2 separate regions of the Mus musculus genome follow, and region 2 is linked to region 1. Evidence: chromatin contacts called from ENCODE Hi-C or POLR2A ChIA-PET data. All regions are on one chromosome and are shown on one strand. Each heading gives the region's core, a stretch centred on a gene start or an enhancer-like site at or near the end of the contact. The rest is flanking DNA. Distances are from core to core; before and after follow the strand shown.

Region 1 (6,318 bases), core at 3,145-5,644:
AATTGGGAGGAGTCTAGCCTGAAAGTCAGAAGCTTGGGACATTGTCTGCCTGACTGTTAGCCACATGCTTCTCCTGTGGTGGCTGTGGGGGGCGGTAACTTTGACAGGATCCAGGGGTCCAGGAGACATGAGGGAACACCTTCTGTCCCATGTAGGTGGGAATTACCACCCATCAGTTTCTACCGGGGTTCAAGACCTCAGCTCAACTGGAGACCAGGTTGTCTGTGCATAGTCCATTGCCCCACAAATGTAGATCTGTGTAAATGCCTATTCTTTGTTAAAATTCACGCATGGTTAGACTGGTGAATCTCTGAAAGACCCCAGTCCCATAACAGAGTCACAAAGAAGGAATAGATAAAGAATGACCATGCTTACTTGAACGACAGCTCTGGCTAGTGTGTGAGGAGTGTATTTGACACAGAAGAGGGACATGAGAAGCCTTTGTGAATATTGTAGGTCTGAAGAACGTGAGTGAAGGCAAGACATCCTGGAGGGAGGCACTCATGGATCTAAAGGCCATAGAAAGACTCAATCATTTGGTCACAGGCTGGAGATTTGCTAATCCACAGTGGCAAGGAATGCTGGGAAGCTGTGGTCCTGAAAAGCCTTGCTGTGGAGGTGACATTCGGAGATGTGAATGGGCATCGACAACAAGCCCTGTGGAAAGAGGCCTCCAAGTAGAGGACATGGCATTGATTATATTATATTATATTATATTATATTCTGTATGTGTGAAGCCAAATTCATGGTTAGCATACATAGGTGTTTGATAAGCTATAATACATGAAATAAATACCTTGGACATGATGGCACACATGTCCTAGGATTGTAATGACTAGGAAAGGCTAAAGGTAAGATGACTGTGAATTTGAGGCCAGACTGGGCACTGTAGCAACATCTGTCTTAACAACCAAAAAAAGTTATTGGGTGGATAAAGGAACCAAAGCACAGCTGGAAAGAGCCAACATTATTATTATGCTATTATATTATATTAATATCATTATTACTACATTTGCAAAGAATGTTCTATGGAGCTTCTACAGAGCTTTTCTTGTATGAAGGCTTAGGACACTGGATCATGCTAGTACTTTAGATGGTAAACTTAACTTTTAGGACCACAAGTATATAATGGCCAGAGTCATTCAATAAGAACGAATGAGTAAAAGTAGCACAAATAGGTAACTAAATAGAAACATAAGGATGTAACAAATATATCTAAATATACACACTTAGTTACTAATGGTCATGACATACACATAAATGGGCTGAACTTGATAAGTTAAATTTGTTAATTCTATTATTTATTTATTCATTCACTTTATTTATCTGTTTGTTTATTTATTTATTTATTTTGGTTTTTCGAGACAGGGTTTCTCTGTATAGCCCTGGCTGTCCTGGAACTCACTTTGTAGACCAGGCTGGCCTCAAACTCAGAAATCTACCTGCCTCTGCCTCCCGAGTGCTGGGATTAAAGGCGTGCACCACCACGCCCGGCTATTCATTCATTTTAAAAGAAAAAAATTAAGTGCAAGCTGTATATAGCAAGCTTTCCATCTTTGTTCTTAATACAATCATAGTTGCAATAATATCTCTTTTTTGCTGAAAGGTCTGTCTTGGGCAGATCAAGATTTTGAGAGGCATTAGGGGAGGGGAGGGAAGGGATTGTGGTTGGAATAAAGGGCGAGCACTAAATAAATGTTTGCTTAATTAAATGTTTGGGCAGGACCTCTGCTGCCTTAGGGAAACAATCCCAGAGGTCTCAGAGGAAATACCAGCCAGCTGGTGAGTGATGTGTGCACTCTACAAATGGCCTGTTTGTCTCTTCTAGGAAGTCTCTGGCTAAAATTCAAGCAAGGGAGCTCTAGGGAGCAATAGACAATTACATACTGGCCTATGTAGACTTACCTAATAAGATTTTGTATGGAATTTAAAATCTCAAAATAATTTTCCCTTATAGAGGAAAGTAATGGTGGACAAGTTACTTCATTATGCCCAATATCTGGTTAGTGAAATATTATGAATAAAGTCATAAAGAGTATATTCTGAGTCTGAAACACTTGGGTTAGCGAGGGACTACAATGCCCTTTAACAAGGGTCTAAATCCCCTTGAGCCCTTTTTTCTTTACCCACAAAACAGAAAATTACATCCACTTTGTAGATGGCCTATAGCACAGGGTGAATCACACTTGGGTTGAGCGATCTCTGTCCCGTTAGCCTTCTTCACAACTCAGATCACTGAGAAGAAAACCAGAGGTCAAGGCGAGGGGGTTCACTGACTCTTTAAGCAGAACCTCACAAGGTGCCAGGGATATGTGTACGAGATTTTCCTGTTATCTGGGTTTTGTTCTCAGCCCCAAATGCCTCAAAAGTTAATGTTGTTAGAACTTGCATAGCAGAATGGCTGTCTAATGCTAACAAAATACCCTGCAAACTTAAGAATAGTTTAGAATGTAACTGTAACTTCTAGAATTAGATACAGTTCCCTTAACAGGCTCCCTCACCGTTCACCCCCCACCGTCTTATCTTGGTACCTGAAAGTTTTTGGGTGCAATTCTTGGGATAGGGCAAAGGAATGCAGAGCTCATGTTTCAGATGCTAATATGATGCTTGTTGAGACAAACGAGTTAAACATTTAGTAAACGCCTGATACCGGAGTCTGAGCTTGTGAAGCGAATCTGAATTAGCTGGAAGCTTGTAAGCCTCGCCAGAGGGAAGAGCTGGGGATAGGACAGTTCAGCTGAACTCGCGGATTTTTTAGTGGGGAGAGAACCGGAGCAGGGTAAAGAAAACCCCAGATCAAACGAGGACATCTTAAAAGCTAGAGGGAAAAGGTGGTGGCAGACACCTCCTAGAGGTCAAAGACGATGGATACAATGTCATCTAGCCCTTGGTCAAACGACCCAGGGGCAAAGATGGGGAGCCACTGTCAAGGGTAAGGAAGCGAAGCAACTTTCCTAATTCCTTTACGGAGCCTGCTTGTGTGAGACATGGAGAGTAATTTAAAGCTCCGGGGTGGGGGTGGGGACAGAGCAAAATCCCATACTTCAAGGGGAGTGTTTCGAGTTTTGTGCTCTTGGTTGTTTGTTTAGATTTTTCAGCTCTAAACTGGGCAAACAAAACAAACCTCTATAAATTACCACAATAAACAGCTCCGCGAAATTCTTCTGCCCTTAAAATCCTACGATGTAAGTGAGGGCCTTTAAATGTGGCTCTCATCGATTGGTAAATTCCTTTTTCAAAAAATTCGTCATTTCCTGTACTGCAGGATGTAAACCACCGAGTCTAGCTTCTGCTTTCCCATTGGCTGTTGGAGACAGCTCCATTTTAAGCCAATCAAGCTACTTTTCCTTCACCCCTCCCGATAGATCTTATAAATTCACCTTTCCATATCCTTCCCTTGGAAAAAGCAGCAGAAATTGCTTATTCCGCCATGTCTGGCCGTGGCAAACAAGGAGGCAAGGCCCGCGCCAAGGCGAAGTCGCGGTCGTCCCGCGCCGGGCTGCAGTTCCCGGTGGGGCGTGTGCACCGGCTGCTGCGCAAGGGCAACTACGCGGAGCGCGTGGGCGCCGGCGCGCCGGTGTACATGGCGGCGGTGCTGGAGTACCTAACGGCCGAGATCCTGGAGCTGGCGGGCAACGCGGCCCGCGACAACAAGAAGACGCGCATCATCCCGCGCCATCTGCAACTAGCTGTGAGGAACGATGAGGAGCTCAACAAGTTACTAGGGGGAGTCACCATCGCCCAGGGCGGGGTCCTCCCCAATATTCAGGCTGTCTTACTTCCGAAGAAAACGGAAAGTCATAAGCCTGGAAAGAACAAATAACTATTATCCCTTTCCACACAAAAAGGCTCTTTTAAGAGCCACCAAAGTGTCATCCAAAGGGCTGGTCACAAACTGGCGCGTTAGCTAGCTCCTTTGTAAAAGATTTGGTGGCTCTAAAAAGAGCCTTTTTGGATTCGTGTTGAGTTTCACTTGCTCTTAGCCTTGTGGCTCTCGGTCTTCTTGGGCAGCAGCACGGCCTGGATGTTGGGCAGGACGCCGCCCTGTGCGATCGTCACTTTGCCCAGCAGCTTGTTGAGCTCCTCGTCGTTGCGGATGGCCAGCTGCAGATGGCGCGGGATGATGCGCGTCTTCTTGTTGTCGCGGGCCGCGTTGCCCGCCAGCTCCAGGATCTCGGCCGTTAGGTACTCCAGCACCGCCGCCATGTATACCGGCGCGCCGGCGCCCACGCGCTCCGCGTAGTTGCCCTTGCGCAGCAGCCGGTGCACACGCCCCACCGGGAACTGTAGCCCGGCCCGGGAAGACCGCGACTTGGCCTTGGCGCGGGCCTTGCCTCCCTGTTTGCCACGGCCAGACATAACTTAGAGTATAATGTAGGACACACCGAGGTGACAACTTCTGTAAAGCTAGGTTGATTCGTCTCTAAGGCCTTTATAGGCGCTCCTAGGGGTGGGGTGAGGAGGGAGCTTTTCATTGGTGGTTATTTGGCCCCTGAGAAGTCCAATGAAATCTGAAATTTTAGGCTTGTACTGAAAACGCAAGTTTCGCGTATGGGCCAATGGAAATTAAAAGTACTTTGAGACCTAATTTGCATAAGGCGTTCATAAAGGGCTCAAGTCCTCCGGGTCCCTGGTTGATTTTCTACTTACTAGACTGTTTTCCACTGTTTGCTTTTAATCATGCCTGAACTGGCCAAATCTGCCCCGGCTCCCAAGAAGGGTTCCAAGAAGGCTGTCACCAAGGCGCAAAAGAAAGATGGCAAGAAGCGCAAGCGCAGCCGCAAGGAGAGCTACTCCATCTATGTGTACAAAGTGCTGAAGCAGGTGCACCCGGACACCGGCATCTCGTCCAAGGCCATGGGCATCATGAACTCGTTTGTCAATGACATCTTTGAGCGCATAGCAAACGAGGCTTCTCGCCTGGCGCATTACAACAAGCGGTCTACAATCACATCGCGGGAGATCCAGACGTCGGTGCGCCTTCTACTGCCCGGAGAACTGGCCAAGCACGCCGTGTCGGAGGGCACCAAGGCCGTCACCAAGTACACCAGCGCCAAGTAGAGGCCTCCCTGGATGAGGCGCTCGCTGGCCCCTTTGATCTTTTAAAGTCTCTTTTAGTGAGTCACCCGCTCAAATCAGAAGAGAGCTTTGCCACTTGCATTAGTTTCTAGTTCCTATTCCAAAGTTACTCCAAGGGTCTTGAAAAGGGTACACTTCAGAAGTTTTAAGCCTTTGTGGTTTTGAGTTCCCCTGTGGGTATCTGTTTGCAGTTTGCTGCACCCTACTTAGCTTCTTGGAGTTCTTTTTAGACTAGGATAATGGAGGTGGGTCTCTGGGCCCGGTTTCCGTGTTCTAGGCTTTTGGGGTACCATTTACTTGTCGACTTAAAGTGAGATGGTTTCCTTACCCTGGCGAATAGAGGGCTCCAGGACACAGCTAAGACTGTGTCGGCGAATGCTGGGTACCAGCCATCTACAACTGAAACCGCTCTGTCCCTTTACTTGTGTCCTGGGCACCAGCGGTTACGGGGTACTTAGGGTGGTGTCCCTCTAATTTACTGATTTACAAACACGAATGTTCCACGTTGCTGCCGATTTGGTAGAAGTCGGTTATGGTTCTCTATCAGGCTTTAAAATCCCTGTTCGAGGCTTGCTTGGTTTGTTTTGTTCTGTTTTTGTTTTTCCTTTTAATTCTTTGCTTTAACCTCTGCAGTGCCAGATTACCGCAGGCTACTGCTGCTTCTCTGGGCTCATGAAGCGATCTTTCGAATCCACACACGCAGGAATTAGCTTTTTCCCTCCTGTCGTGTCTCCAGGAGAAGTTGTCTCAAGTTCCCTTTGCTTTCTTATTTACACTGTTGCTGATCAAGCTGGGTCTGACAGTTTTATACCTCCAGAGCCCACCAGTGCCTCAACCACAGCAGATGCTACTTTTAAAATTACTTATTGAATTCATTTTTATACCACTGCTTTTTTTAAAATATATTTTTATTAGGTATTTTCATTTACATTTCAAAAGCTATCCCAAAGTCCCCCTTACCCTCCCCACAACACTCCCCTACCCACCCATTCTTGGCCCTGGTGTTCCCTTGTACTGAGGCATATAAAGTTTGCAAGACCAAGGGGCCTATATCACTGCTTTTTAAAATTACTTATTGAATTAATTTTTATATTAAGGCGGGGGTGGCAGAGGCCTTGTCCATTTGATGTATGTGAAGACACGTTGGAAAGGAAATGTTTTGGGGATTTTTTTCCCAAATTTGTCTTTAGTTATCGTTACTGTGGTAGCTGTTCTTGGTTCTTAGCCCAAGCAGCTGGG
Region 2 (7,304 bases), core at 1,415-3,914, 42 kb after region 1:
AGAACTATTGCTGAGCATTCCCACTTATCCTAGTAACTTTTCTCTTCCACTCCCTCTGCTGGGTGGTCGCTAGAAGAGAGATCGAACCCTTATTAAAAGTAGGTTGCAAAAAAATTATGCCTACAGAAAATATCCCAATAATAAAGGAGATTCTCTATCCCATTCCCTTAGATTCTCCTGATGTAACGCATTGCCTTTAACCCAAATAAATGAACATTGGTACAATAGGAGAAACTCATTGCATTTCACCAATTTCCCTATTAAGGTCCCATTGGCTGAAAGAGCCAATCAGGACGTTGTTGCTTGGCTCACCAGGGACTCTAGTGTTCTCTAGTAAGTCAGTTTCCCCTCTTCCTTCATAAGCAAAGGCCGATGCCAGCTTCTGAATCTTGACTCTTCCCAGAGACAATTTCTGGTTGCCTCATACGGTCTTGTAAAACATTACCATTGGGGGAGAGCACATTAAACATGGTCTGAGTTATGCTTCTTACAATTGCATATAGTTATCTAAAATGTATTTCCTTTAACCACAATAATTATAGGTGGATCAACACAACTATATTCCTATGGTGATCCTCACAGTATACCCGAGGTGATATACACTAAAATCCAACTTCTCCGATTGGAAGTTGGATTTTCATAAGTGATCGTGAAACGGAATGCAGAGGCTGCACGTCATCTCACCTGAGTAAAAGGTTAATATGCAATAGCAAAAATAAAATAAAAACAAGCCCACAGCCAATAACATGTTCAACCCAAATCAGCGTGCTACAGAATATAGATGCATACATAGAGAATGGCTTACTGCGTTCTTGGCCATGTTGAGAATTTGCTTTTGCCTTATCAAAATTAAAATGCACCATCTGATCAACGGTACACATGTTTTGGCAAGTCTCTTTCTAAACAGGTCCCAACACACCACACACCTGAGTGGCTTCTAAGATTTTCTTTCACTAAATAATATAGTGTGCCTCCACTCACTTATTGTTCACGGTGGTTTGGTTTTGTGTTTGTTTGTTTGACTATACATTCTTTTCTTTTTGTTGTTTTTAAGATTTTATTTTATGTATACGAATACACTGGTCCTCTCTCTTCAGTCACACCAGAAGAGGGCATCGGATCCTATTAGAGATGGTGAGCCACCATGTGGTTGCTGAGATTTGAGCTCAGGACCTCTCAGTCCCCTCTCCAACCCTCAAGGGGTTTTTTGTTTGTTTGCTTGCTTGCTTTGTTTTGTTGTTTTGTTTGTGACAGGGTCTTGTGGTTCAGGCTTTCCCCCAAACCATGCAGAAGTGGTCCTTGAACCCCTAACCCTTGTTTCCTCCCTGACTTGCTGGGATTATAGCTGTCACCACCTGGCTTGCTTATGTTATGGGACATTAAAATGTCGTTGCAATTGTATCCCAGCAGAGCTTCGATCCCAGTCCACTATTTCCTAGATCCATGCCTAAACTGAGGAGTTTTGCGAGGACTTTTGGGGGTCCTGCTTGGTGTTTAATTGTAAAGACACCGGAGACATCTGGATACAATAAAGCTGTTGGCCTGTTTGCTGAGACAGTCCCTCAGCTAACCCATCTACCTAACCCGACCGACTTCTTGCCACTGTGTCCCACCACGTGTCTCTTTAAATCCCTGTTCCGTTCTTGTCCCTGCTTGTCTCCCGCCTGTCCGGCCCAAGCTTCTGCTGCCAGCTCTTTATTCTGCAGGAGGCCATACGCCTAACTCTTCCACTGAGCCAATCAGCAGCAGGACAACGCCCGGTCTCTCTTACGTAGCCTTTTGGCGCAGAGGGTTACGTGACCTCCATCTAGGCAGCTAGCTTTCTAACATGGCCTGAAGAAAATCTTTTGGGAAGATGAGGAAGGATAAAAGGTGGGTTGTGGGGCCATAGAAACAATACCAAATATCCGGTCAAGCACAGCCACTCATTGGAAACACAGGGACACAGCCACATAGCCATTTGATGTGTGGACATAGGTCATCCCATCCAAAGGGTCTCCTTATTGCAATTCTGCTCCAAACAGCTAAAGAAAATCTTAGCCAGTCTCTTGACCTGACAACCAGCTCACACACTAAGTAGGAATTAAAATTCCCAGTGTGAGCTATCCTGCTGGATGCTATCTATCCGCCGTGGTATAGAAACTTAAGTGGATGGCTCTAAAAGCGGAACACCTAGTAGCGTTGAGTCACAAGGAAAACTAGCGTCTTTACCTTACCGAGTCTAAACCCACGGTTATTACCTGTACAACCCAAGTCAGTGTCAGCTCTCCTGAAGAGACTGTGGTTGGCCCTAAAAAGGGCCGTTAGGGATGGGGGGGGGGGGAATTGAAGCGGCGGCGTCTAGCCTCCGAAGCCGTAGAGGGTGCGGCCCTGGCGCTTGAGAGCGTACACCACATCCATAGCGGTGACGGTCTTGCGCTTGGCGTGCTCGGTGTAGGTGACTGCGTCGCGGATGACGTTCTCCAGGAACACCTTCAGCACACCACGGGTCTCCTCGTAGATGAGGCCGGAGATGCGCTTGACCCCACCGCGCCGAGCCAGGCGGCGGATGGCGGGCTTGGTGATACCCTGGATGTTGTCACGCAAGACTTTGCGATGGCGCTTGGCGCCACCCTTGCCTAGACCCTTTCCACCCTTTCCTCTGCCAGACATGGCTAATGTAATCTGAAACACCAGCTGGTGAGGCATTGGAGGTGGAGTGCCACTAATATATGAGAGGATCGGACCAGATTGAAAACTGAAAGCGCGCGGGCGGGAACCTTTCTAAATTATCCGGGCTCTGGATGTTGCATCATCTTCCTGTTTTTCTTTTCTCTTCTCTGCCCTCTACCGGTTCCTTACAGTCTCAAGCCTTTATTTTTTTATTTTCGATTTTCTTAATTATGGTGCCGAAGTCCCTCGGAGAATTCAGATTCCTCCAAATAAAACTTAGAGATAACACAGACTTTAGAAAGCACTGACGCTAAAAAGACAAAAGACCGGAGAAAGAGAAAGTTAGAGATGAGGGGGGAGTGCGCTGCACTGAAGGGCCCGGAGCTCCTGTTAGGTAAAAACCGCAGCAAAAGTTCCAGTAACCAGCGTGACAATCGAAAGCAGAGGACCCAGGAATGTGTGTGGAAGGGAAAGGTCGCGGGCGTTTCTGCGTACAGTCGCCTGTTTCGTTGATAGAGACACATTATTCAGATCAAGCAGAAACTAGATCATAGGAAAACTGAGGATGCCGCCGATCCTTTTCACCGAGGTCAGTGGGTTTCCACGCTCTTCTACCCAAAGGCCCGCTGACTAGCCGAGCAGCCCGGGAATGCTGCTACGCTCGTTTCCACAAGTCCTTTGAGGCCCGCCCTTTGTTTTCAGTTATTCCAAACTGTCTCTACTATGCAGTAGACTAAAATTCACTTTTTCAAGTGTGTGTCTGCTTTATACAGTGACGCCCTGGGAAATGAACTGGAGTCTGTACTTCTAGTATGTCCGTCGTTCCCAGGGCCACCCATAGAAGAATCTTGAGAAAGCATTCTGCATCAGAAAGAACGGTAGTGGGTTGGTTGGGACTTGTTTTTAAAGTGATCTGATAGGCCTTGTTCTGACTGTTCCTTTATTCTAACATCTATATGTGCTCATGAATCCCCACCACCACCACCACCACCTTTTTTCTATCCAGATTTTCTGGCTCCAGACATGTAGATAGATGTAGGTTTTGAGTCACCTTAGGCTGGGGGCTCAGACTCCCCTCTCAACTCAAATGTTTTAAACCTAAGACCTGTGAATTGTAGATCTTAGAGGGAAGAGAGCTCCCTCCTACCCCAGTAACCCTGGGCAGTCATACACGTCTCTTGATGGATAGATCCTGTTTGTAGACATGCCTCCATGCCCAAACTAGCACCCTAGAATTCAGAGCCTCTCCATCCCGCAGCCGCTGTTTTCTCATTCCCATGGCGACCCCTGGAAGCTGTGTTGCTTCATATCTCTGTATTGTGCGGACTTCTCCACATCCTTGACTATGTCCCTAATGGGATGTGATTTCTGTGTCTTCTTTCTTTTTAAGGTGAAGTGCAGTAGAGGCTCAATAGTTGTTTATGGGTGGACAGCTCCTGCCTTTGCCTCTTTCCTTGTAAAATAAAACAACCACGTGCCAGGCTGACAGGGCTTTGGTACCAGGGCCTGAGGCAGACTCAGAGTCTACCATCTTTTCAGGTGAAGGGAATCAAGAATATTCTCCTACTTCGGACATGAGAATCATTTTGAGCAGAAGGGTTGAGATTTGTTTAAGAGTGGAACCTGCAAAAGATATCAATATTTTATCCTGTTTGCAGAAAATCCTGAGTGGGAAAGGGGGTGGGAAGGGAGTAGGGAAGGGGGTGTGGACAGGGGTGGGCAACAATAACGTTGTTCTCTTTTCAGGGGTGAGACCTGAGCCCACTCCTGACAGACGCTGTCTCAGGACTAACCTGTCCCTGTCTATTCTCCTAAGGGTGATTTATTTCCCAAAGTCATTTGACTTTGCCATAAGTGTCCCTTCTTCCGTCATCTTTCCCCTACTTTAGGTATGTGGACCCCAAATTCTAACCACCCTCTTTGAATTACTCAGTTTTTGAGAATTCCCATGTTTACGCTCAATACACATATTTAGAAGGAAACAACTGTTTGGCCTATCTTTTCTTGTCAGATTCAATTCCAACTAAGAAATATGGAGGTTAAAGCAAAAAACAAAACAAACAAAAAAACCAACCCCTAAATTTAAAAAAAAAAAAAAAAGCCCTTAAAATAAAAACTGATAACATTTCTTCAGATCTCATGAGAATTAAACAACACCTTATATAACTCTGAAATATTGTATTATACTTTTACACTTGAGAACATTCGGTGAACTATTAATTATACTAAGTTGTCATGTATAGGCAGTAATGGTGACTGATCAGTAGGAAGGAGACTTGAACTGATTTCTATCCAGTGGCAGGATACTGGAGGTACTGGCCCACCTCAAAAAGGAGTAAGAAAAAGGTCCCAAATACCCATGGTTTCTTAGTTTGGTCCTAGGTCGCAGACTATTCAAAATCAAAGCAAACCAGGTAAATAGCCTGAGTAGCCAACAGACCAAAATTCACCTGGTCCAAGTTCGTGTTTGACTCTAACTCTGGGGTTTCTTGAGCCCAAACACAAAACTTAGTCCATGCTTTTGTATTAAAAACAAATATATAAAATACATATATATTTGTTTATATAAGTACATATAAAATATTACATGCCTAATAGTTCATTTAATTTTTTTTGTTTGCTTTTCACTGTATGGAAAAAGTTGAGCTTCTTGTACCCACCCCCAATTAATAAGATCCCAGTTCTCTGTCTCTAAACTTTAGGCCCTGGCAATGTGGTTTGTTTTCTCTGAAACAGGGTCTCACTCTGTAGCTCTGGCTGTCCTGGAACTCACCTGGATCTACTTGCCTCTGTGCCATTATACCCTGCTTGGCCTTTTTTTTTTTGGGGGGGGGTAATTTTTAATGAAAAACTTCAGGACATTTCTGAGAAATAACTGCAGAGAAGCAGTTTCTTCTGTATCATAACCCCTGTTCTGGTCAAAGTTTCGATCCAGAATTTCCCATGAATATCACTCTAGTGTCGGGTAGACACCAAGCACAGCTGAGCGACATGACTGGGTTGTCGACGAAGGCAATGTGCAGCAGAAGGAATACAGATTAAATTTGCCTGGGCAGCGAGGATTATCTTTTTTTGGAAGAGACACTGATAACCTTCAAAGTTTACTTCTTGATTTCTAGTTTCGTGCCATAGAATTCACATCTACAATAGCATCCTCATTTCTGAAGAGTATAAACCTCTTACAGGTATAATTGTAGAAGCTAGACAAGAGGAAGACTCTTGACTTTCTTACTGTCTGTTAAAATAAACCCTACAACTCCTGGACTCTGTGTCTGAATACAGCCGCTTTCTCTTCCTCTTAGAGGAAGTGGTCCAAGATCCCCAGCCAATGGCTAAATATACAGACAATGCTGTACATTACATAAACATATACAGCACTGTATGTTTCCTTTAGTATATGTGTAAATGTGTATGGTAAATTTTAACTTATGAATTTGGCTCAATAAATAGGTCAAAACTATAGTAAAGTAGACAATAATAATCACCTTTAGTGAAATTTGTTTGCACTTTGGAGCCCTTATTGCATAAGATCAAGGTTACCTGAACATAAGCCTTGGCAGGTGTTTTGAATGGAGGCTGCTACTAAGTAAATAAGTCATGGGTAGCAAGGATACGCTGGGCAAGGGGATGATTTATGTCCGGGGTGAGAGGCCATGAGAGGATAGACTTACAATGTAAAATAAGACTCCTGACTTCTTTTCTGGAATTTTTCACTTATTATTACCTAAACACTGATGAGGACAGAAATAAAAATCTCAGACGGGGGAAGTAGAGTCTGAAGTTTGAGAATCTCTTTCTGATTTAAATAAACACCACATGCTTTGTGCTCCAGTACATACATTACAAAGAAAATCTTACCAGGAAACACGATACCTGGTGTGGGCACCATCCAGCCCCACAGGGCAGGTCCCCTTCTAATGGGAAAGGTCAGCAGCGTTTGAGAAGCCCTGAATGGTTTGATTGTACGATATGAAGATGTTTCTGTGTTTCAAGGCTTTACCTACTGATCCACTTTTATAGGAAGCATTGCCGGCTGTTAAGAAATGACCACAGGAAGGTAACAGCTCCCATCAGTGATACTTTTGTGCCATATTTTGGAGGTTACTTCTGCTCCTGAAGGATTCTTAAATTAATTAAACTGCCAAACTGCTACCTGTGTTTAGTATTTTGGAATCTCCTTAAAATCAATTTCATTTTACTTGAATTTCAGCGAAAAGATAATACATTTTTGTCAGCTCTAGGAAAGTTTTAAATATCTTGGGCCTATTTTTACTTTTGGGTTTGAATTTTAAGAAGGTTGGTATACAATGCTTTTTTACCAAAAAATCAGGCATGCTATTAAAAGCTTTACTTTGAACCAGGCCATAGTAGCACACACCTTTAATCTCAGCACTCAGGAGGCAGAAACAGGCCAGCCTGGTCTACAGATGGGAGTTTCAGGAACCCAAGGCTACATACAGAAATCCTGTGGTGGCCCACGCCTTTAATCCCAGCACTTGGGAAGCAGAGGCAGGTGGATTTCTGAGTTCGAGGCCGGCCTGGTCTACAGAGTGAGGTCCAAGACAGTCAGGGCTACACAGAGAAACCCTGTCTCGAAAAGAAAAGGAAAAAGAATCAAATAAATAAGTGCTCATTTGCTTTGAAAGTTATTT

Evidence for each region. A loop is a pair of places that touch in the nucleus more often than their neighbours do. ChIA-PET counts read pairs that join two places held with the same protein, here RNA polymerase II (POLR2A).
Region 2: a map of heart shows a loop between it and region 1 (11-fold over the local background). The contact joins the promoter of H4c14 here to the promoter of H2ac20 in region 1. A Hi-C loop is called at or near these places in 12 of 37 maps with a recorded cell type or tissue (Patski, adrenal gland, gastrocnemius and 4 more). POLR2A ChIA-PET finds 5 or more read pairs at or near these places in 5 of 5 experiments (Patski and embryonic stem cell).

The regions. Positions count from the first base shown.
Region 1 is chr3:96,216,486-96,222,803 of GRCm38, forward strand. H2ac20 (H2A clustered histone 20) reads right to left here and starts at 4,395. Exons shown (of 1, transcript NM_175662.2): 1 at 3,928-4,395. The coding sequence starts at 4,359. The coding sequence ends at 3,970. H2ac21 (H2A clustered histone 21) reads left to right here and starts at 3,400. Exons shown (of 1, transcript NM_178213.5): 1 at 3,400-3,869. The coding sequence starts at 3,431. The coding sequence ends at 3,823. H2bc21 (H2B clustered histone 21) reads left to right here and starts at 4,587. Exons shown (of 1, transcript NM_178214.4): 1 at 4,587-6,318. The coding sequence starts at 4,681. The coding sequence ends at 5,061.
Region 2 is chr3:96,260,653-96,267,956 of GRCm38, forward strand. H4c14 (H4 clustered histone 14) reads right to left here and starts at 2,665. Exons shown (of 1, transcript NM_033596.3): 1 at 2,282-2,665. The coding sequence starts at 2,652. The coding sequence ends at 2,341.